Regions from separate parts of the Homo sapiens genome. Here regions 2, 3 and 4 are each linked to region 1. Evidence: chromatin loops called from intact Hi-C (ENCODE). Cell type or tissue: dorsolateral prefrontal cortex. All regions are shown on one strand. Links, peaks and the distances in the headings refer to the core of each region. The heading gives the core; the rest is flanking DNA.

Region 1 (6,008 bases), core at 703-5,702:
CTCTCCCCCATGTAAGGTCAGCACACGAGGGAATGAGTTGCCAATGGCTCAGTCAACATTTTCACCCTAAAGTCTACAGATACCATACAAATAAAGACTTTCCCTGTGGGCAAAAATTCACACAGGGTGACCTAGGGCAGGAGAGAGGACGGCAGATTGGGCAAGTGTTGGGCTATGATACACTCATTCAAACGGGAATACTCAACATGTGATGTTAAAACTGATGCAAAAGATGGCCCCGCCACTGACCATGAGACAAGCCCAAGCTCTAGGGGGACACACTGATCACAACTTCAGGAGTCAGCACATTGAGGCAGATTCTGTGCGTGGCCCAGCTTTTGCCCTGCCTCCACCCTGAGCTCACAGCCAGCCTTCTGCTGTGTGTGCACAAGAATGAACTTCTACTCTAAAGGGGCAGTGAAGAGATGCCACATGCCACAAAGAACATGAGGGAGTCCATGGCACCCTCCCTGTAGCCCTAGCTGGATTTTTCAAAAATTTCATTGTATATATTTGAGGGATAGAACATGACGTTGTAAGATATATATATGTAGTAAAATGGTTACTGTAACGGAACAAATTAACATATTCATTATTTTACAAAGTTACCCATCCCCCGCCACCATGGCAAGAGCAGCTGCAATCTACTAATTTAGGAAAAATCCTCAGTACAATACACTGTTATTAACTATAGTCCTCAGGTTGTACATCAGATCTTTTGACTTACTCACCCTATGTATTTTCTACTTTACATTCTTTGACCTGTATCTCCCTAGACACCCCCCTCAACTACTTTTCTAGTTCCTATGTCAATATATTTGACCTCTTTTTTGGGGGGGGATTCCACATATAAATGAGTAAGTGCAATAATTTTCTTTTTGTGTCTGGCCTATTTACTTAGTCATCAGGGAAATGCAAATCAAAACCACGGTGAGATACCACCTCACACCTGTTAAGATGGCTATTACCAAAAAGACAAGAGATAGCAAGTGTTGGTAAAGATGTGGAGAAAAGGAGAAACTTTCTAGACTGTTGATGGGAATGTAAATTGATGCAGCTATTATGAAAAATATTACAGAGTTTCCTAAAGAAACCAGCTGAATTTTACAACGAATCCTGCCCTTTAAGTTTGGGAGAGGTCATGTGGACAGCCATGGGAGACGTGATACGATAAGATCGTCCCATGCCCTCTTTCATGACCCAGTCTAGGAAGATATTTTGAGATGCTCAAGTAATCTGCGTTTCTAGTACTGTTCCGAAGACCTTAGTGCACAGAACATGATTTGTTTAGGGGCTTATGAGGAAGGAGGCTGAGAGGCTAAACATTGAGCTCAATTTTTAACTGAATTTTTAACTTCATAAATTTCAGCCTGTTTTTCTATCCATCAGTGCACTCAAGTGACCTCAGTGGATGCCATGTGAGGCACAGGTATATTTCCAGTTGGAGAGAATGGGTTGTCTGATGTCAGGACACCCAGTGTCTAGATCTGGCTGAACATAATTGCAATGAGGTCATGTTGAGAACTATTTGGTTCATGGGGTTGGTTCTATGTAAAGAATTGAGACCTGCCTGTCTGCTCTCAGACTAACATAGGATGAAGAAACCAACATTCACCAAGTGCTCCTGGCACTTCCCGTAAGTCACTGTTTAATCCAGTAAATTCTCATTGCAGTTCTGTGAGAGGCACCATTAGCCCTCCCACAGATGAGGAAACAAAGGTCTAGGATAATTAAACACTGAGTTCCCAGTCAGACAGCTGTCCAGAGTTGACCATGACATTCACAACCAGGCCCATTCCCTTCAAGGTGAGCTACAGCAAGGCCAACCCCTCTGAGTTCACTGCAGACACTAACACAGCCCTTACTGCTGGAGTTCTTATTGATGCTTAGCTCCATCACAAAACTAAGGAGGCCAGAGTGCTGGACTCGCCCCTGCCAGTGCCAAGCAGCTGCCCTGTGTCAAGCCTTCTTAGCCAGGCCAGGAATCTCAGAAACAGACACTACTGGGCACACAGTAAGAATGGATCATCCCTTATTAATGGGGAAAAAAATTCCCTGAAGTGAATCTTTTGGGTAGAGTGCCGTTCAGCTGTATTTTGCATGAAAATCATCTTTCAAAAAAAAGTGACATGTTCACCAACCCACACTGACCTTGCTTTGTGAACTTGCCAAATAGTCTCATACCCCCATAATTTTACACTTTCTTTCCCTTATGAAATCCTTCTAAACATCTCCTGAGACACCAATATCCTCAGCTCAAATTACTTCCTCCTTTGGACTCTAGAGAATTTCCTATACACCTCTGTTGTAGCATCACTCACTGCTTCCAGTCACCTCTGCATGCTCTGTCCCTCCCACCAGACTTCTATGGAAAAAGGGTCAGGTTTGAATTCTCCTCTTAAAGTAAAGCACCTAGCCCAGTGCCTGGTACATAATGCTGGGCTTGTGTGTTGAATCTTACTTATTAACGTGCATGTATATTCCCAGATGGAAGGGGTCTGAAATACCGTAGCACTGTGAAATACATTGAGCTTTGCTCCTGTAAAAGTGCCTCTGAGTAACCTTCGGCAGACAAGAGAGGGATCACCTTCAAAGAACTCAACCAAGCCATTTGCTCATCCCCATCTTCCCCCACACCCGCTCCGCTCCCGCAGTCTAAACCAAACCCTACGTCTGCCTTTGGACGCCCTCTGGTGGCGCTTTAGGATAATGACCACACAAAAGTGCAGAAGGAGTTGGGGGTAGGCTCTTTATTAGACGGTTATTGCTGTACTACAGGGTCAGAGTGCAGTGTAAGCAGTGTCAGAGGCCCGCGTTCAGCCCAAGAATGTGGATTTTCTCTCCCTATTGATCACAGTGGGTGGGTTTCTTCAGAAAAGCCCCAGAGGCAGGGACCAGTGAGCTCCAAGGTTAGAAGTGGAACTGGAAGGCTTCAGTCACATGCTGCTTCCACGCTTCCAGGCTGGGCAGCAAGGAGGAGATGCCCATGACGTGCCAGGTCTCCCCATCTGACACCAGTGAAGTCTGGTAGGACAGCAGCCGCACGCCTGCCTCTGCCAGGAGGCCTGGAAATAGAAGAAACTCCTGGTTGGCACAGGGGATAGGGGAAAAAGGAGCGAGGGATTGGGAGCAGAATCAGAAGTTCAAAGCTTTTGTGATCAAAGGTGCAATGAGCGGATGATGGTCTCAGAATCAAAGAGCTGAGATGGGAGAGCAACAGGGCATCTGCTCAGCTTCCATGGATATTCCTGACTCTCTGGGAACACCATGACCATCAGCTGTAGCTCTTGACTTTCTGATTGCCAGTTTTATCCAGCCAACAGCAAGGGAGAAAAGCAGGGAAGTTCCCTTGGGCAGCCAGAAAGAATGGTGAAATTAGGCCCTTCAGGGTTTGAAGGCACACCCTCCGCCAAACATGGACGTGTGCCAAAACCCCTAGCAGCCCAAGCCCCAGCTGACTGGGGCAGGTCCAAGACGCCTACCATGGCTGGAGGCTTTGTAGGTTTTGCTGCAGCTGGGCTGGCCACCAGGGACAGCCACAGGGCCAGCAGGTAGGAGTAAGAAACCTGCACTCAATGTCCCTGAGCTCCTGGGCTATGGCTCCACAAGCTGGTCCAGTGTACCTAACATGGCAAGCTGAGGATCCACAGCTGGGCAGGAATAGAGGCTATGGCCCCACCCCTGCCATGCTGCTCTGTGACCCTGGATAAGGCACTTTCCCTCTTTGAACTGAGTATCCACTCCCTGAAGGTTCTGAAAACTGGCATCAGACCCTCTGTATGGTGCAGATCCAGAGACACCCTGGGACATGAAGAGGGGCTAAAGGAAGGTGGGTAGAGTTCAATTCCAGGGCAGACCCCACCCCAGCCTCAAGGACACCAGCCAGCCCTACAGGGCCCTCCTCACCAATCATGGTAGGCAGCATTGCAGGGTCAGAGGTCTGAGTCCGGAATAGGAGCAGGGGCAGGTCCCTGCGGAGAGGCACTTCTGGCCTGAAGACAGCTCCATTGAGCCCCTGCAGTACAGGCGTAGTGCCTTGGACCAAGCCCACAGCCTGGTAAGGGGCGCCTGCCAGGGCCACGGCCAGGAGGCATTCCCCGAAGCCTTGCTCCCCTGGTGCAGCAGGGCTGTGGGAGGTGGTGACCTGTGTGGAGAAGGCAAGGTGACTGTTACACCTCCTGGCTGCACCACGTCCACCCTCCTCTCTTGGCCAAATCACCCATTGGTAGGATGTAGGGCTCCAGCCTGGATAATGTGCTCAGTAATTCAGGACCAGAAGGGAGAGGGCAAATGGGCCAAGCTGTGTGCCCTTCGGCATCAGCTTCCTGGAACAGCCAATGATCTCCTTAAAGGGAGGGCAAAGAGATCTGCCAGGCACAGGCGAAGGCTTGGAGGAAAACAGGGAGGAAAGAAAAGCAGGGAGGCAGGGCTGTGAGGAGACTCCACTCTGGCCCCTCCTGCTCTGACACAGCCTCCTGCACGGCATCAGTGGCATGACTGGCATGCAGGAGTGGAGGGGAGCAGAGGGGTGAGGACATGGCAGCTCTACTGCCTATCCCTTCTGCCAGCTCCCACTGGCTGAGCAACAGGCTTTGAAACAGACTTTGATCTAAACAGGGAACCAGAGGGGAAGGCGCCAACGGGAAGCCGTGCAAGGCAGCAGGGCTCCTAGAGCTTGCAAGTGAATCAAGAACCCGGGTGCTACGGCATGAGGAGCCCTGAGGGGAGTTAGGCAGAGTCAAACATGGCCTGGCAGCCATGTCGGGCAGAGTCAAACACACTAGCTCGTCATTTTCTTTGGCTGTGAAATGGGGACACTTCTACTGCCTCCATTCCCACAGCACTCATACACAAAGCAGTGCCATTAGCAACACTCGGGGCCAGGCAGTATCTTCATTTTGCAGTTGAAGAAACTGCAGCTACCCCTCACAGGTAGACAGGCCGATGCAAGGCTGGGACCTAGGCCTCCGCTCAGAGAACGGGCTCTGGAAATGTGGGGGAGAAGACTAGTGCTGACAGGGATGGGGAGGCAGCGTGGGGGAGAGGGGCGCACATTGAGGCCAGCCTCTTTCACCAGCAGCTTAGCGTTCACCAAGTTCACATCCGCCTGCTTGGAAGCCTCTTTCAGGAGGCCGACAATGACTGCGGGGCTTAGGCAGTTCCCAGCATTCTTCAGGGATGTTCCTGGGGACAGAGAGAAGCTACCATGAGGTCACTGTTTGTTGAGCACTACAGGAGGGGGCAGGAAGCCACTGGCACCTAGCTCTGGACTATGGGCTCCTCGCTGCCCTGGGGACCCCAAAGGCAGCTTGCTCCAGGCAGGTCCACTCGCCCTTCAGTGGGCTCAGAAGAGGCATAATCTGGGCCCAAGCCAGGAAACCCAGGATGTTTTAACCACCCTGAGAAACTCCTCTCCAAAACTCAGCTCAACTCCACTCCGCTCCCCAACCCTGCACCTGGCTTGGCCATCCTGGCCTACCTATTATTCTCCCAGGGGACACAGGAAAATTCCCTACTCTTACCCCTTCCTGGCACTCAGAGCCTTGCCAGCCTCAGGAAATCAAAGCAGAAAGAAGTAACCGAAGCAACTGCTGCCCAGCTCCCTGCCTTGTTTCCTTCGGCGCTTGGACACCCAGGCCAGTGGGACCCCCTGGCTCTGCCCTTCCCTGGTATTGTCAATGCCTAGGGTTTAGCTGCCCTCTCCCTGCAATCTCTGCCCAACTGTGAGACACCCAAGAGTCCATGGGGAAAGATACACGTCTACAGGGTTAAGGAAACTGGAGCCCTCCTTGGTCACTCAACCACATCCGCACAGTACTGGATCCACTGCAAAGGTGGCCACAGCCCACTCAGCAGCCCGAGGGGTGGTCAGAGGGCACTGTTCTCATTCCCACTCCACGGCTGAGCAAACTCTCTCTCGAGGGCTGTCAGACGGCCCAAGGTACCACCTTAGTAAGTTACAGAGCACAAAGTGTCCTCACCGCTCCTGGCTCATCTGCCCCTAACTC
Region 2 (6,008 bases), core at 333-5,332, 59 kb before region 1:
CAGCAGAGCGGCCGTTGGTTGCATATCTAGGAGCTAAAATGTCTCCACCAAGGAGCTCACGGCCACAGCCGCAACTTGCAGAGTGTGGGGCAGAGGGGAGGGGAGAGAGATGAAGTGAGGAAGGAGGAGGGGGAGAAAAAGAATGAGAGTCAGGGAACAGACAGTCATAGGCAAGGAGGAACACACATAGGCACAGAGAGAAAAGAGAGAGTACAAAGACAGGGAGAGAACGGAGAGATACATAGAAAGTCAAAGACAGAGATGCACAAACAGAGAGATGGTAAGACAGAGAGCAGCACTCAGAGAAACACAAAGAGAGACAGAGAAAGGGGAGAAAGAGAAGAGAGAGAGTCATGATTGTCTGGGCTCCGGCGTGGTCTTCCAAGTCCTCTGCGTGTGTCCCTCGGCCCTCTGCTTTCATGGCTTGGATCCAGGGGAAACAAAGACCGTGGTGGTAGAGGGTCTGTCCTAACATGTTTGCTCACGGAAGGCCAAGGACAGTTGCTTCAGAGTGCACAAGACCAAACCAGGAGCACCAGGTGTGATGCCAGGGGTCTTTGTCCTCGGGCCAAAGGTCAGAAATTTGGGTTCCTCTTTGCCACCTCTTTCAGAACAGTCTCACTGGTATTACATTGGAAGGCATGTTTTCGCAGCTGTCCCTTTCTGAAATTTAAGCCCATGTCATTATCTGCCCTCTGGTAATCAATGGCCAGCCTTCTCTTAAGAAGATCAATTTTTACGTAAAGTGCAAGGATTTCTTTTCCTCCTGAGAAAATAATCAAGGCAGCCCAATTAATTATTTCTGTTGCTAAGTTTTGAATTTCTCGTTTTTATAAAGGTTGGGAGGGTTGGTGGCAGTAACATAGATTTTTAAATCATAGAGAACTGGATCTGCAAAGCAGCTTTTCCATCTTACTGTGTGACCGTGGGCAGATGACCATCCTGAGCCTGTTTCCTCACCTCCTCAAGCAATTATGATAAAAATGCCATATGGATAAAACACCTAACATGGTGCCTGGCATCAAGAAAGCACCTTGCAGGGTGAGGGGCAGAAAGGGGAGGGGAGAGAGATAGAAAAGTGAGGAAGGAGGAGGGGGAGAAAAAAGAATGAGAGCAGAAAACAGTCACAGACAAGGAGGGACACACAGAAACACAGAGACAAAAGAGACCGAGATGTAGACAGAGTGCAAAGACAGGTAGAGAACAGAGAGATGATAGAAAGTCAAGCACCTTATTTACAAAAGCTAGTGACAGTGGTACTAGTAGTAACGGCAATGGCATAAAGGCTGTGTTTTATTTATCATAAAATTATGTTCATGTTTATGAATGTAGTAGAAGATGAAGCATTTAAATACATGAATATCTTTGCTGTTTGTTTGTAGTATATTTGACATACTCACTGAAACATTTCCTGCCTTGCCGTAGTTAGGTTGGTCATTATTCATTATTCATAGGTACAAGGAATAGCACATACAAAGGATCTAAAGCTACACTGAGCATTCGTGTTCCAAGACGGAGCTGGGACTATGGCATAGAAGGATGTGGCTGGATAGGGGCATACAACCAGGTTATAAAATCTCTTACATGCTAGACGAGCAGAGAGCTCATCTGAAAGCAATGGGGAGCCCTGGGAGATGCATAGGCAGGGGCTGAAATAAAACAGAAGAGTGGGGCAAACAAGCGACAGTAGTATCATTTGAATGAGGAGAGAGAAAATGCTGTTATGACAGCTGCAGTCTGTGGACCTCCCTTATGGAAGGAAACACTTTTCACCCACCATGGTGTCAGAAGGTAGCCACATAGTCACAAAGCCTACACTTGCTAGCTTGACATCCCCTTGATCACCTGATGCCTCTGTACATCCAGCCATCTCCCCCTCTTTATAAACCTTCAGATTCAGTGACATGGCACATTCACCAATGGACTAGCAGGAAAAGCATGTGCCTCCCTGAATCATGGATTCCTTTGCTTCTAGGCCCTGGCTCTTTCCTATTTCTGCCATGGTTGCCTGACAGACACCCTGTACTTAAGGCAGACTTAAGTGCTTGCTGTTTCTATCCTTCCCCACACATTCCTGCCTCCTTTGCCTAAAATGTTCCCTCCCCCAGTACTGACACATAGCCCACCTATGCTCAAGTTCCAGTCAAGTTGCCATGTAACCCTTCCCTTGTCTCCCAAGCCAAAGTGACTCCTCCCTCCTTGGAATGCTCCAAACTACCAATTTGTGTCCCTCATCCACTCTTGTGATGCCTTAAATTATAGTTATTTGACCTTCACTGCTAATACAAGATTCTGCCAGCTGCTGAGAATCTATTCCAATTATGAGTGTCTATCTAGTCCAATTATGTATGTATGTATATTCCAATTATGCATTCCAGAACTGGGGAGATAACCACAGCATGGGTTCAGGGGACCCACTGGACTCACTGGACCCACTGTGAGGCAGATCAAGCTAAAACTCCATTGATCACCTGACTTCCATAACCCCTACTCTGACTGGTGGACCGCAGTGACGTTTTCTTGGAATTAATGTCTGTTCAGAGGCAGTGTCCAGTAATCGCAGAAACACAGTCACACTGGTAAAAGGCCATAGGTCCCTTTGGGAAAAGCCAGAAGAAGGGTAAGCTGTATACATTTTTGGCAGTGTAGCAGGACCCTTCATGAAGGGACTCTCTTCATTCAAGGGGTTCCTGATTGCAAACTGTATCAAGTCTGGGAATTGATTGTTTTTGCTATCATAATGTGCAATTGCCTTTTGTTTATGTGCAGATATCATCATGAGACCCAGCTGTGCTCCTGGATGGTTTTACCACAAGTCCAATTGCTATGGTTACTTCAGGAAGCTGAGGAACTGGTCTGATGCCGAGGTAAGAAACTTGCTGCCTGCTTGGCCTGGCCTTTCTAGAGCAAAGGACCAGCCAGAGCCCCAGATCTCATTTGATTCAGGATCAAGTGTCCTTCCTGGGCACTATGAAGAGAAGCCCCTTTGGCTGGTGAAATGGAGAGAAGAGGGTTGTGTGTTCAACTCATTCAATTCTGTAAGCATTGCTGAAGCAGGTGCTGTATGCCAGACCCTAGATGGGCTACAAGCACATACGGATACATAGGAAAGAGCCCCTACCCTCAGCAAGCTCACTGTCAGTAAAGGAGACAGAAATACATCAATCAAAGGAGGAAGAGAAGATGAGGAATTCACAGAAAGGATAATGGAGTTTCTGTACAAGATTTACCAGAAAGAGAGTGGTGTGTAGACATGCCTGGAGCAGACACCTTGGAGCCGCTGACAGAAGGTGAAGCAGTCCAAGAAAATGTGGAAACTTTTCCGCTGCTCTACACAGTCCACAAACCTGTCCATTTTATTTCGTTGAAGCTTTGTCTGAGAGATAACCAAATAGACAGTCAAAGTAAGTTATCTCAGCCACATATGGGGAGTGGATGCTGCTGAATTGTGATTAATTGGGGGAGCCATATAGGTACATTTGGCATGATCTGGGCCTATGCGGTCTTACAATCCCTGTATAAAACTAGACAATGAAAAACAGAAAACAAAACAAACAAACAAAAAAACAAGAACGAAGCACCTACCACATGCCAGCTACTGAGGCTATGAAGGTATTCTCCCGCCTTAGAAAGCCCAGGATTAATGCAGGATTGCGACATTTAAACAGAACATTTCCATACAGCATGAGTATAAATGACTTTCCCAAGTTTACACTGAGAGTAACTGACACAGCAACCCCAGCAAAGTCTGAGCTGAGTCCTGAATAATTGTATAAAAAGGGGAGAGAAACAGAGTGAAGAAAGGGTTTCCCAGACTCTGTCCCAGGAAAGAAAATGAGCTCGTGGAGAGGAATAGACTTTCTCTATGAAAACAGAGGGAACAAAGAGGAAGATGTCTGGGAACCGAGGAGTAATAGAGACCTGAGTTTACATCACTACTCTGCCACTCCCTAGGTACCTCCCTTTACCTGTTTCCCTACTGGAAAGTGGGATAATACTTTTTACCTCATGGACTTGTCAGGAGGATTCATTAAAACGACTCGCATAAAGCCTATGCCACATGGTAGATGCCAATTCAGGGTCTCAAGAAAGAACAGCCCACAGGATTGACACTGAACCTTAACAAAGTTAACAGGACCAAGGTGCAGAGAGGGTGCTAGGACAGCGAAGCCAAAGAGGACCCCTCAAACCCAACAAGAGCTGTGCGGCTCCCTGATTCCTCGCCAGTGTTGCTACCGCCCTTGGCTCTTCTTGCATGGCTGGCTCTTGAGACCCCTGGAAGCTGATGGAGGCAACGTGAGAAGCACATGGACATCCGACCTTGAGCTTGAGAGGCAGAGGCCTGAGTTCTAGTTACAGCCCCAGCAGTACCAGTTGTGTGGACTGGGAGGGAGGCTATCACGTACATACTTCAAGCCTCCAAACCTGTTTCCCCTTCTGACACAGGATCTTCTGTGGCTGGTATAGAGTGGGCACTCAATAAATGCTGTCTGGTCGTCTGGCTGGCATGCCTCATGGGCCTGAGAATTGAATAGAATTACAGTGATAGAAGCATGCTGGTATTGTAAGTGGTTTGTAAGTGTGAGGACTAAATTATTATTAAATAGTAATCACATCTAATCTTGGATAAATTAGTAAAAGCAAGAATGGGAGCAGTAAAAACCTAAGCAACCCGAACTAAAATTTTATTGAATTAATTCAATTTCTTGTCATGTAACACAACCCCAGAAGAGAATAAAATAAAGTTTATATACATACACCCATATATATAAACATTTGCCGTGTTTAATTGAACAATAGGTTTCTGGTTACAGAATAAGAATTTATCATGTCATGTGTTTCATACAATCCTTAAAACAGTGAGTGATTACCATTTATTTGCCCACAAGAAAAATTCAGATTGCATGGCCTTGGATATGAAAGAAGACAGCACTTTTGCAAAGGAAGAAGGAAAAATTGGGGATCGATATGCAGACATACAGAAGTAAAACAGATTTGGGATTAGAGCTGAAAGTTTTAAAAGTTGCAACAAAGCAGATAGTTACATATCTGCCTCTAGTGCCCAGGAAACCCCCAAAATCCAACCAGATTTGGAGGCATGGTTACTGTTGAGGAAAGACAAAGGGGTGGGCATATTCACCTCCAATCAGCAGGAATTCTACACCAGCACGGGGAGCAGTCTCCTCTCCTCTGGAGGATCACCTCACATGTTTAGGCAATTGATCCATGCCCATTCACTAGCAAGTCAAAATAAGTTACAGACCACTGTTTACAATTTACAGTGTGTTATTCTTATGTAATATAGGGTAATAATAATTAAAATAAACACAATATAGGCTTAGGAATTAGGGAGAGCTGGGCTCTCTTCCTGTGTCCAGTTGCCCATTCCTGATCCTCTCTCTCCCCATCCATAAACTAAAGGTGGGCCCCACCTACTTAGGCTGCTGTTAGGACCGAATGTGAGGTGCCCAGTGTGTTGGAGGTGTCCCGCAAAGAGCACTGCCATAATGCCTGTTCTCTGATGCACATTGTGTTCACATACTGACACCTCTAAAATCAGGAGTGTGCTACAAACACACTGTGTCACTGTGTATCATAGATTCATTGACAGTGATTTTATTTTCTTTCTTCGTGGGACACAAAATAATGGCACATTTTACAATCAGCAGTTTCTTAGATCTGTTGAAATGCAGTACTATAATACAATAGGCCTCATGACAGGTCCTAGGTAGCAGTAATTATTTTACAGATGAAGAAACTGAGCCTCAGAGAGGTGAAGTGACTTGTCAAGGTCACATAAACCACTGAGAGGCAAGACCAGGACCCCGGGCACGTCCTCAGACCCTAAATCTCTTGCCCTGGCCTTGTACTGCCTCTTTCTCTGAGACCGAACGCTGCAGCAGTTGTGTTTTTTCCCAGGGTGGCAGGAAGCCTTCTGTGGGGCTTAGAGCACGATGTGTGGAGGAAGTGGGGGCTGCGTGAGTCCCTCCTTCTTGGCACGCTAGCGT
Region 3 (6,008 bases), core at 285-5,284, 230 kb before region 1:
CTCTCTGTGCACTTCTGATTCACCCATATCACTTTCTCTGCAGACCAGCCTCCTCATCTTTTTGGTCTATGTGGCAAAGTGGTCCTACTCCAATAATTTGGGAGAGATACAGTGATGTAGCTTGGATCAGATGCCCATCTTGGGTCAGTCAGCCATGGCCAGGAGGGTTTGATCATGTAAAGACATGGTTGCTCCTTCAAGAATTATATGGCTGGAGTTAGGAGAAGAGCATGGAAGGGTTATGCCGAGCACGGAGTTCCGGAGACATCCACATACCCATCCTGCCATCCTAGGCAGTTGGCTCTTGCTGGGAATACAAAAGAACCCCTCTAAACTGCAGCCAAGTAGTGGGAGACAGATGTGCAACCAAATAAGTGTGATAGAGTGATATTGGTTCTATAGTAATGGAGGTACATGTTAGATAGGAATAAAGAACAGGCAGTCAGTTAGGTTAAGTCAGACACAACTAGCATCCGCGAGTAATGATGGCTAACAGGCCTTCTACAGATACATGAGCCAGTCAAATTGCTAGGTATTCTGGGTCTAGAGATAGCCTTGGCATTTTCCAAGCACAAATATTGTGTTCTTTTTTTATTAGGAGGCCTCTTTATCAGAGTGCCTTTTAAAATTATTTGTTGAGTTTTATTTACAAAGGAAGAATGAAGGACACCTTGACATATTTTTATTTTCAACAACTTGTCATGTTTTAGAGAATTCGGATGATCTAAATTTTAGTTCCTTTGATAGCTCTCTAAACTGTTTTTAAAAGACCTCAAACAAAACCAATCACCACTTTATTTTATAGCTCATATGATCTGGCCCTATACTGTTTTTGTTAATCACAGATTCCTGGTTGTAAGTTGAAGACATTATCTTGTTCTTTGTTAAGGGATGTAGGAGCCTTTGCCTTAGTCTCCATTGTTGCTATAGTGGTGACCTGCAACCTAGCCAGATGTGGGCTCATGTTTAGCTTCCTTTAGTGTGATCTTTTTCAGGCAGTGCATACCAGTCCTTTTTCCATCTCCTAGTACATTGGGTGGACTTTCTTTGTCTTCTTCCACAAATCCCCATCCTTTAAGTATGGGTGCCTCAGGCTGAGCACAGCTTGCTCCAGTCTCATTATTCTTGGCCTTGCCCTTCACATCCATACTTCACCAGAGATTTTCAACATCTTTCATGTCTTCTCTGTACCCTATGTTGCTTGCCCTAACATTTTCAAAAATTAGACTTTTTATTTTCAGATACTTGTAGTTTTGTGCAGTTATAAGAATTAATATAGAAAGATTTCCTGTACCCTTTATCAAGGGTCTCCCAGTGGTAACATCATCTTATGGAACTGTTGCATAATATTACAACCAGTGTATTGACGTTGATACAGTCAAGATATAGAACAGTTACCCTAATGTTTGGCATATAGGTTCCTTCTCATTATTTTTTCTTACTCATTTTTATACTCTTCTCTCCTTGCTCTTCTTACTTATATGTTCATTGACCCAGGGATTAGTTAACTCGAGGGTCCTACAGGTTTTACCTTCTCTTTGATAAGTTGGCTAAACCCTAATGTTGTTAGAGTTTCTAACGGTAGTAACTATTCATCTTGAAACGATTTGCCTGGAAAAAATATCATTTAGATGGCTCAAATTGGCCTTAAAATTCATGTGAAGACCCAGCCTTCTGGAGCTCTGCTTGCCTTAATTTCAGACAGGTCACATGAAGATGAAGAGTGTGGGGGGCTGGTATGGTACTAGTCCTTTGAGACTCAAGAGCCCTAATCAAAAGTAATTTCCCCCTAAAAGGACAGTTCTGCACAGAGGATGTGGATGAATGCCTGCTGCAGCCCAATGCCTGTCAAAATGGGGGCACCTGTGCCAACCGCAATGGAGGCTATGGCTGTGTATGTGTCAACGGCTGGAGTGGAGATGACTGCAGTGAGAACATTGATGATTGTGCCTTCGCCTCCTGTACTCCAGGCTCCACCTGCATCGACCGTGTGGCCTCCTTCTCTTGCATGTGCCCAGAGGGGAAGGCAGGTAGGTAGCAGAAGGACGGATCTAGAAACAGGGAAGGGGCAGGGGGCATTCAGGACTCTGCCTTCTCTTTCATCCCAAACAGCATATTCTTTGAGTTACCATCTATGGGAACATATCACTCAGGACTGTTCCAGAAATGTAACCTGCTAGCCAAAGTGCTATGAAGATAATCTTCCTCTTTAGGACTTTAGGCTCTCTTCTCAACTCTACATACTTTAGTTTTTCATTCCAAAAAAGGAAAGTTAGTAACTATTGTCTTTGGAACATCTGCTGAAGTCCTTAAGATCTTAGACTGAAAAGCACCTCAGCTATTAAGATAAAATGGCTAATAAATGGATCCACAGGCTTCATTTTAAGAAGAAACCATCTATTTACTCAGAAGAAGTTGGCAGGAGAGAAACATTTAAGTGCCTTCTAACCCTCAATGTCTATGAAAATATTCCCCTCAGGGAAGATTTTTACATGCTACAAAGTTAACATTGCTCTAGCCTCTCAATTTAACAACTACTAGTTCTAGGAGAAGGAGAGCAATGTAAGGAGGAAGGTGATGGGAGAAGATAATTTAGCTGGGAGAACTTTCTGCCCAGCAGTTTTGAAATGTTCTTTCATGGAGGCCTTTCCAAAAGCTCTAGCTCCAGCTTTGTGGAAGAAGCTTTAGTTACCTCTTCTTAAGTTAATTGCAGACTGGAAAATCCAGTTCCCATGTGAACTATATAAAACAGGAAGCCTAGTAATATCTTCAGAGACCTGGGGCCACCTGAATCAGGAATGTTGATGCTATTAAAAGATTACTCTAGTAGAGGCTGATGGTGTTCAGGTGGCCCCATGATCATCAGGTAGCATAATATTGGGGAAGTAGGATTCCGGATAAAATATAGGATGTATGGAATATTTGAGACATACTAAAAATTACTTCTTGTTTATCTAAAATTCAACTGGACATCCTCTATTTTATTTGCTAAATCTGGCACACTATCTGGAAGATAGCTCCACTTTCCTGTCTCCGTCTTCTTATCTTCTGGCCTGTAGATGTCTCTGTCCTGGAGGAGAGGTCTAGCTGAGAGCTCAGGGTCAGAGTCTAGGGTTGCATCTAGGTGCTTTGCTGGTGGCCAAGCATGTCCCCAAGGTAGGGTCAGGCAAAGCAGAAGTTGCGTATAAATCTCCATGTTGGATTCTGAGGAACTGATCATGAGGTTTTCCCTCCTGGGTGAAAGAGAAAGCTCTTCCCCAAGTGAGAGACATTTTCTCTTAGTTGTCCTTTGCCCCACCCTGTGACAGGTCTCCTGTGTCATCTGGATGATGCATGCATCAGCAATCCTTGCCACAAGGGGGCACTGTGTGACACCAACCCCCTAAATGGGCAATATATTTGCACCTGCCCACAAGGCTACAAAGGGGCTGACTGCACAGAAGATGTGGATGAATGTGCCATGGGTGAGTAAGCAGAACTTTTTCTGTTCTGTGAAGTGTCTGTTGAGCTCAGCAAATGTTTAAACTGAAGCACATTTTACTGTAGAAGCAAATTACATACACCCAAACCTCAGATTACTCTTGCTACATGGCCAGTGTTTACAAGTGACCTTTCAGCATAGCCATAACCATATATTCCATTCTGGGGATTAACTGTATGAAACGTATGTACTTGATTCTTAATATAAAGCCCTACCTCAATGACAGTTTGGGCAGAAACTGCAATAGCAGAAATGCATAACAGTTGAGGATACTCCGCTTTTATTTCTTTTTAAATTAAGGAAAAAAAAATAGAAAATTGGGAATGATATTATTGAAGGCCTGGCCCTGATGCTATAACCATCAGATGCTCTTCTATTGTTCACATTTGTGGAAACTCAACTGCTTTGATCCCAGTAATTGGTACTTGTGTCTTTCAGCCAATAGCAATCCTTGTGAGCATGCAGGAAAATGTGTGAACACGGATGGCGCCTTCCACTGTGAGTGTCTGAAGGGTTATGCAGGACCTCGTTGTGAGATGGACATCAATGAGTGCCATTCAGACCCCTGCCAGAATGATGCTACCTGTCTGGATAAGATTGGAGGCTTCACATGTCTGTGCATGCCAGGTAAATGGGCCCATCAGCATGTTGGGTCTAGAGAGGAGGGACTGTTCTGAACTTCTCTTGGTAGAGCATTCAGTATACTATTGCAGTCTGATGAGCTCTGTCAGCATTTGATTTCCTTTGCTGACTGGGGACTAGAGGAAGTCAGGGTTCACAAGCAAACCTTCCTTACTCAAAGAGTAAGGCAGTGCTAGAATTCATCAAGCTATGTAGACCAAATTAAACAAGCCTGTTATATCAAAATCCACATGTAATAGAAAATTTCAAAAATGATTTACTGTAAGAATCCTTTAAATAGCAAGTTTTCCTGATACCTTCATGTAATTACAAATACCATACCATTCCATTTATATAAATAAATTTTATCCACAATTATATAGGAAGTTTCCATTTATCTAAAGTGCAGTACATGTTTAGTTGTATTCTGGAGCTCTTCTGCATAGACCATGTCTTTAATTTTGAGAGGATACAGCCAAATCCAGCTTGAAATGATGGCTAACATTGGCTGCTCTGCCTGATTAAGGCTGCCGGCCACTCCAGCCTTGAAAGGCACTGCTGACCTTGAACTGCACCCTGAAGGCAACAACAGCTCCAGCTCAGCTTGTCTTTAGGAACATAGAGTGGGGACATTTTGGGCCTTCCACAGTCCAGAAAGTATGGATTTATCACAGAAAATGTGGAGCAGTCCTTGTTTATATGCTAGGTCTTGCCAATGTCTTTTAATGTAATCCCTTCCCGCTTTTCACAGTGACATGGGTATTTCACAGTATGCCCTGTCCTGCTTGACACTTGGAGTGACTATTTCTCATCATGGCAGAGTTCCTTTTTTCTCTGCAGAAATGTGTGTACTCGCAAAGGATGTAGTTATCATTGCAAATTTGTGCTTCCTTGTCTGGAATACACCTTTCTCTCTCTTTAAGCCACTTGTGTGGTCTGTTTTGTTTAGGTTTCAAAGGTGTGCATTGTGAATTAGAAATAAATGAATGTCAGAGCAACCCTTGTGTGAACAATGGGCAGTGTGTGGATAAAGTCAATCGTTTCCAGTGCCTGTGTCCTCCTGGTAAGTGCCCACGACCTGGCCCTGTTTTCTCTTAAAGCACAAAGCCAACTGACCACAGGGAAGAGAGCAGGGAGAGAATGTGTGTGGGCTGTGCATGAGGAAATCATTAGAGTAAGTGCTTGGTGATAGGAGTGTGTGTGTACAGAAATAGAGAATTTGTTTTAGCTACTATATCTTACAAGTCCTTTGTGGCCAAAAGTCCAAGTCTATTCTTGAATGGCCCATGACCTCTTCGTCTGTGTATATATTTCAGAATGCTCATACCTCACAGAAGCCTTAGTTGTAGGCTATTCGGGATTTTATTTTTTTCCCATGGGTCATATTCTTGAAGGCCCTCTGTGAGACTGTTATTTTTAGACATTTCACCCATGAGTTCAGAAACAGACAACACATGCCAATTTTTCCAAGATTCTCTGTCTCTCCTTTTTTTTCCTCAAGCTATTTTTGAAGATATGCCAAATTGTCCTCCATAGATTGCATCTTACCCCATTGTATCTTCAGAGAGAAGGTTTCTGTTGCCTCTGAAGCTACAGTTACTTGTTTGAGGTTCCACCTATAAATTTCACTTCCTACATCCTTCATTTAGAAGTGAAGTCTGTCTGTGAAGAAGCAATGGTAGAGACACACCACAAGTGCCTCTGATTCCCTGAGTGTCACCTGGTTATTCCAGTTACCTGTTGGGGAGAATAATAAAGCATAGGCTTATTGACCCATTGGTATAAGCCCTGCTAGTAACCTAACATCATTCTCATGGTAAAGGGAGACACAAGATAATCCTTTGACTCATGTTACCACTGTCCCTTTTTGAGGTTTCACTGGGCCAGTTTGCCAGATTGATATTGA
Region 4 (6,008 bases), core at 593-5,592, 130 kb before region 1:
AGCAATGGAAACCTCCCCCAGCTCTTGAGGCTCATCATGCTGTAAAAGAGAGCTGAGAGAAAGTGTGGTCAGTTTTCTTTGACTCATATCCACCTAACCTCCATTGTTCACTTCTGCTTCATGTCCCAGAGCACTATTCCAAGCCCACACTGAAATTACATTTCTGGATTAATAACAAGCACAAGAAAATAAATCACATCTGCCCCAGGCGTGAACCCAAAACCAAAAGCAGCCACAGAGAAGAATTTGTGAGCTGAGCTTAGGGTCAACTTTAATTCTGAAGGAAATGAACCTTTTTTTAAAAATCAAATAACAATCTATGTAGACAAAACATTTATCTACACTGCTCTAATTAGTTTTGGGGTCTTTAAAACCTCTTTCTTTCTCGTGTAGATATCTACCAGAGCAGAAATTCTGTGATAAGATGGCCTGAGGCCAAATACAGTTTAATAAAGTGCTTCATCTTTATCCAACCCTCAGGACTATTTTCATTTCCTAAAGGAACATCCAGGTATCCAGGCATATCTCTAGAACATCATCTCACTGGGGCTTATAAACCACCTGCCCTTTCTGTCAGGACATTTCCCTGTGCCATCAAGTTCAAGTAAAAGGCTGCAGTGCGGTCACTGCACCATTGCTGCCAGCTTCTATTTTTTATTTTGTTGTTGCTCTGTGTGTGTGTGTGTGTGTGTGTGTGTGTGTGTGCATAGGCATGCATGCAAGCATGCTTCCACATGTTTCCATCAGGAATGATCTTTCGGGAGAACATAAGAAGTGCATGTGGGAATCTCATGCTATGTCTTGCAGGCTCTGTCTCATCTCTGTTGTCCATTCTCTCCAAATTTTCTGGACTCTGTTGGAGATTACCAACCCTTGCTTCTGCCTTTAGACATCCTGTCTAAATGCCTCTAAGACACCTGGAACACTCTGACAACCCTGTCCTTAAGGAACTCTATCCTCTGGGCTCACAAAATACCTGCAGGTAACTGGGCTGTGCTGTGCTGTGCCAGTTTCCACACTCTCTGCTTTGAGAGGTCCCAGGAGTCAGGACAATCCTTTCCCCCCGGAAAGCACTTGGCACCACAGTCCCAGGCTTTAGAATACAAAGGGCTCCAGGCTCCTCTGAAGCACTGCTGTTGCTCTGGGACATTAGGTATGGCTTGTGGTTGCCAGCACCATCTCTGCACAGAGGGCCTCCTAGAGTCCTGGTGACATCGCTGGCCTGGCTGGGACCAGGGTTACCTCCTATCCTTTCCCTGTGTGTCATATGGACATAATAGTACCCACAGCTCAGTATGCTGTGCCGACTGAAATAACCCAAATGCACACTTAGCACAGTATGGTTCCTGGTAAAAGCTCTGCTAATATTAGTTATTAGGATATGTACTGACAAGAAATAATATTTTTTCTTTAATTGTGTAATGCAATATACAGAAGTTGAATAAAACATAGGTATAAATTCTTGCATATGTTAACATGCAAGCACTAGCTAGGACTAAATACTAGCTTCCCACATGCCCCTTCCTCACCACAGCACCCCTCATATCCTTAGCAATGACCATTACCTGATTTTCACGATGTTTGGTTCTTTATAATTTTCTGCTTCTCATGCCCGCCCTCCTGATGGGTCTAGGTTTTAACCTGTGATCATACACGTGTATTCTCTTATGCCTGGGTTTTTTTTTAACTAAATGTTGTGGATTTAACAGTCATCACTGATTCACCCACTTTCGTTGCTAGTGAAATATACCATAATCTGTTTATGCACATGCTTGATGATGGGCATCTGGGCTGTTTCCAGTTTGTGGCTGTTAGGCACAGTGTGGCTGTGGTCATTCATGTAATGGTGTCCGGGGGCATGGGAGCACCAATGCCTCTGGGTTACACACAAGGAATGGAATTCCAGGCCCTGTGTTTCACTAATCTAAGCCTTTTTGAGGTTAAGAAAAAATTGGGCTCTGCATAGCGGCACACACCTATAATCCTAGCTACTTAGGAGGCTAAGGTGGAAAGATTGCTTGAGCCCCGAAGTTCGAGGCTGCAGTGAGCTATGATCACATCATTGCATTCCAGCCTGGGAGACAGAGTGAGACCCTGACTCTGAAAAAAAAAAAAAAGAAAGAAAGAAAATGAAAGAGTCCCCATAATCAGCGGAAAGGAAAAGGGATAAGAAGCTGTTTTGTAGAAAGAAAGGCAGCTAGGGGATGCTTGACCACGGTAGGATGTGTGGGCACAGAGTAGGGTCGGGGGCATTCCAGAGAAAGGGTCTGCCCTTCTGCGGATGACAAGAGAACCACCTTGACAGTCAGCTCGCCCACCGCCCCCCGTGCCCCACCACTCTTCCGCATGTGTCTCTTTGGCCCTTTTCTCATCTGTCTCCACCTCCCCAGTCTTGCCATTCTCCTCCTATCTTGTTACTGCTTCTCCTCCACTCTCCCAATTGAATTGCCCCAAAGCACACAGCAGGAGGCCCCGGACTACTGGAAGGTTTGCTCAGTCTGAGAGAAATACGAGGGAATATTTTCCACCAACAGAAGAAGCATGAATGCGTCTTTCTCCGGTTAGGATCTGTTTTCGAGGAAATCAAATAAGATTGCTTCACCCGAGGCTCTGAGCCTCCACAGCCAACTCCCGAGGCCTGGGCAGTGCAGGCCTTAGGCCGCTCCCTGGAATGGTGTGACCAAAAGTCAGGAACCTCTGGATACGCAGGGCTAATATTTGCCACAATCTCCCAGGAACTGAAACCGGCAGGCATCTTGCTTCATTACAGAGTTCCAAGGGAAAGCACCATGGCGCACTCTTGTGGCCCCCGTGGGGACTGCAAGCAGAGCCCTAGGGGTCCTCCTGGCCCTAGAAGCAGTGCTAACCTGGAAGACCAACTTATTCTTTAAGTATAGTAGGCACCCGCGCGTGTTTTACTTTGTTTTAAAATCAGAGGAAAATAGAAGGAATCAGCAGGTGTAGCGCAAGTCCTTTGTCCTTGGTGATCCCTAGCAAGGAACTTCCCTCCTCCAGGGAAGGGGTCTTACCTGGAAGGCCCAGAGTAGAGTTCCTTCAGCTCTTGGAGTTCAGCCTCAGTTTATCTTTTCTCCTTTTCATGCTGGAGGATTTCGGAGCTCAGGGCAAGAGTTTTCTTGGAGGTCACAGTTGCTGCCCGTGTTAGGAGAGATGAGGAAGAATTCCATTATGCATTTTATAAATGGCCCAATTTTCTTCCAACCTACATGGATGAGCTGAAGTGAAATAATGGTTTAAGGAGGTCAAGTCACGAAAAAGGTCTCAGTGGGACATGGCAGCACTAGGGCAGCTCCTAAGTGAAAAACTCAGCGCCACCACCAGACAACTACTTCCTCAGTCCCATGGGCCTGGAGACTGTCGTGGGTGGGAGAAAAAGAGAGATACAGCCATGAGGGGAAGGTGCAGGATCCCAAGAGTGTGTGAGAAGAAAAAGAATAGTGAATAAAATGATTGAAAACAAAGGTGTTTTAAATTATGCTGGGAATGAGGAAGCTGTGATTACCTCCCTGTTGAAGTAGAGTCCCTTGAGATACCTCTCATCTGTCAGGAAGCCTCGTAAGACCCCACATCACCATAGAGCTGTTGACCACAAACAACAAGGTTCAGTATGCCAGAGCTCCAAGCCATTTGGCTTCCCTCTGAAAATCACATTATGCTGATTTATGAGGAGTGCTAATAAAATTAAGCTTATCACATACCATATATTGAGCAATTATGTACCAAGCTTATTAAGATCCATTGGAGTCCTAGCCTGTAATTGCTCAGTGGGTAAAAGTAAGTTTTCAGAGTGATGAATTATCTTTGAGTTACTGGTACAATATGAACTCACTTCTCAATGGGATAAATAGAGGCAGTATAAATAACTCTGTATAAAACTTTTAATAATAAGTATAAAAATCACCCACTTTCCAGATAAATATAAAAGATAATTCATTAAGAACAAAGAGTGCTGCTCAACTCCATTGTTCTTCAGAGAAACAAGAGTCTCTTTACGCCCTTCAATAAGCTGTACTTATCTTGACCTCTCAGTCCATGTAATAAAACAGAAAGCTTCAATTTGTAAGTTAAGATTACTGGAGTTCAAAACAGAGACCATAAAGTAGCAGTGAAAACTGGCATCATGCTTCTGGAGTTGGAAATGGGCACATACAAAAGAATATATGGTTTGGGAAGGAACTTCGGTAACATATTTAGTTTAATAGGGACCTAAAGGCCACGGAGTATTTGATCCATAAGCTAACCATGACCCTACACACTGATTATTCTGGTTTGACTTTGGCCAACAGTCACTATGTTTTTAAACTTTTATTTTAGGTTAAGGAGTATATGTGCATGTTTGTTATATAAACTCATATTCCATAGATTATTTCATTACCCAGGTACTAAACCTAGTACCCAATAGTTATTTTTTCTGCTCCTCTCCCTCCTCCCAACCTCCGCCCTCAGGTAAGCTCCAGTGTCTGTTGTTCCCCTCTTTGTGTCTGTGTGCTCACATTATTTTGCTCCCACTTATAAGTGACAACCTGCAGTATTGGTTTACTGTTCCTGAGTTGGTGTAGATAATGACCTCCAGCTCCATCCATGTTCCTGCAAAGGACATGACCTCTATTTTAAGAAAGGTCAGGGAATTGCATAAGAGAATATCCACATGAAATGGAGAAAACACAAAAGATCGGGTTGCAAATAAACCTTATGAGAATCATAAACCATACCTAGTTTCAAATTTTATTAATTGATATTATCATACTCAAGAAGAAAGCTAATTGTGAGACACACACAAATCACAAGTATGAGAGCACCACCATCATTCCCCAAAGAGCCTCCCTTCCATATTAGGAAATAATGTAGCCCAGATGTAATATAAGAGCTCTGTAAGTGATGTGCGAGATTGTAACTTACTTAAATATGGAGCCATTTTTGGTCATTTCCATTTGATAAAGCTGATAGTTGCATAGACTATGTGACAATTTCCAAGTAACAATGGCATGCAAATCTACAGATTCCAGGTCTCACTACCATGATTACCTATGTAGATCAGACACATCTTACTAAAAGCATTCCACATATAAGAAGGTTTCCAATAGTAAGGACCATTGGTGTATTTACCAGGCAGCCTGTCACTATCTGTTTACAATGAAAATTGACTGGGCTACCTTTTTTCTTTTCCCAGGCTATCCTTCAGTAAAGGGAGATCATAGCAGCTGAAAGAAACAGTTCTTTGTGTCTTTTCTCCAAATCATTTTGTGGAGATTTTAGCCAAATCAGCAGGAGTTCAATTTTCCTTGTCTAAGAAAAGGAACAATGATTCCTTCCAGCGTTGGCCATTAGTCAGTGCCAGATCTCAGAGAGTTAGTTCAGAGTATTATTCTTAGAAATAGCATGATAGCAATCCTATCTGGAATCATTACACACCTAAGAACACCCCTATGGTGTGCAATAATCTGTCTCTAAGGCTTTTTATTATATCCTGGACACATATCCTTTTCCCAGTGGTGAAACCAGTTTACAGGTACTGTTTAACCTGGGATGGGGCCAAGCAGAAGCCTGACCAAGCTTGGAATTGAGCTGCATACAAAGTTGGCTTCCATAAGGCTACATGATGTGAAGTTAAATTCCATCCTGAAATACTATTAGGAATACACATTCCAAATTTAAATGTATAGATATGGTATCTTTGGGATGGGTATCAAAGTTCTACGCCTGTAATCCCAGCACTTTGGGAGGCCAAGGTGGGCAGATCACGAGGTCAGGAGATAGAGACCATCCTTGCTAACATGGTGAAACCCCGTCTCTACTAAAACTACCAAAAATTAGCCGGGCGTGGTGGCAGGCGCCTGTAGTTCCAGCTACCAGGGAGGCTAAGGCAGGAGAATGGCATGAACCTGGGAGGTGGAGCTTGCAGTGAGCTGAGATCACGCCACTGCACTCCAGCCTGGGTGACAGAGCGAGACTCTGTCTCAAAAACAAACAAACAAAAAAAAAAAAACAAA

What was found. Peaks named below come from ENCODE experiments on the same cell type or tissue, not always from the same donor. Only the 100,000 strongest peaks of a DNase experiment are listed, where the experiment ranks them.
Region 2: a loop joins it to region 1, with 2.6 times the contacts of the local background. A loop is called at or near these places in 39 of 110 quality-filtered maps.
Region 3: a loop joins it to region 1, with 2.5 times the contacts of the local background. A loop is called at or near these places in 5 of 110 quality-filtered maps.
Region 4: it touches region 1 in a loop (2.5-fold over the local background); 17 of 110 quality-filtered maps call a loop at or near these places.

The regions. Positions count from the first base shown.
Region 1 is chr1:119,740,943-119,746,950 of GRCh38, reverse strand. It overlaps PHGDH (phosphoglycerate dehydrogenase), which reads right to left. Exons shown (of 12, transcript NM_006623.4): 10 at 5,054-5,184; 11 at 3,907-4,144; 12 at 2,736-3,065. The coding sequence ends at 2,911. Among named protein-coding and RNA genes, the nearest start is that of HMGCS2, 25 kb to the left of the region's middle. In dorsolateral prefrontal cortex, for the core only: CTCF peaks have their summits at 2,494 and 2,701 (motif pointing left); DNase peaks (open chromatin) are centred at 2,670 and 4,480; H3K27ac peaks cover 3,045 bases.
Region 2 is chr1:119,799,927-119,805,934 of GRCh38, reverse strand. REG4 (regenerating family member 4) reads left to right here. Exons shown (of 6, transcript NM_032044.4): 3 at 2,770-2,867. Among named protein-coding and RNA genes, the nearest start is that of REG4, 8.5 kb to the left of the region's middle. In dorsolateral prefrontal cortex, for the core only: no CTCF peak of the experiment used is centred there; no DNase peak of the experiment used is centred there.
Region 3 is chr1:119,965,533-119,971,540 of GRCh38, reverse strand. It overlaps NOTCH2 (notch receptor 2), which reads left to right. Exons shown (of 34, transcript NM_024408.4): 6 at 1,797-2,030; 7 at 3,309-3,464; 8 at 3,920-4,108; 9 at 5,052-5,165; 10 at 5,975-6,008. Among named protein-coding and RNA genes, the nearest start is that of ADAM30, 72 kb to the right of the region's middle. In dorsolateral prefrontal cortex, for the core only: a CTCF peak has its summit at 3,351 (motif pointing right); a DNase peak (open chromatin) is centred at 3,350; H3K27ac peaks cover 560 bases.
Region 4 is chr1:119,867,887-119,873,894 of GRCh38, reverse strand. No RefSeq gene overlaps it. Among named protein-coding and RNA genes, the nearest start is that of ADAM30, 26 kb to the left of the region's middle. In dorsolateral prefrontal cortex, for the core only: CTCF peaks have their summits at 2,605 and 2,806 (motif pointing left); a DNase peak (open chromatin) is centred at 2,774; H3K4me3 peaks cover 577 bases.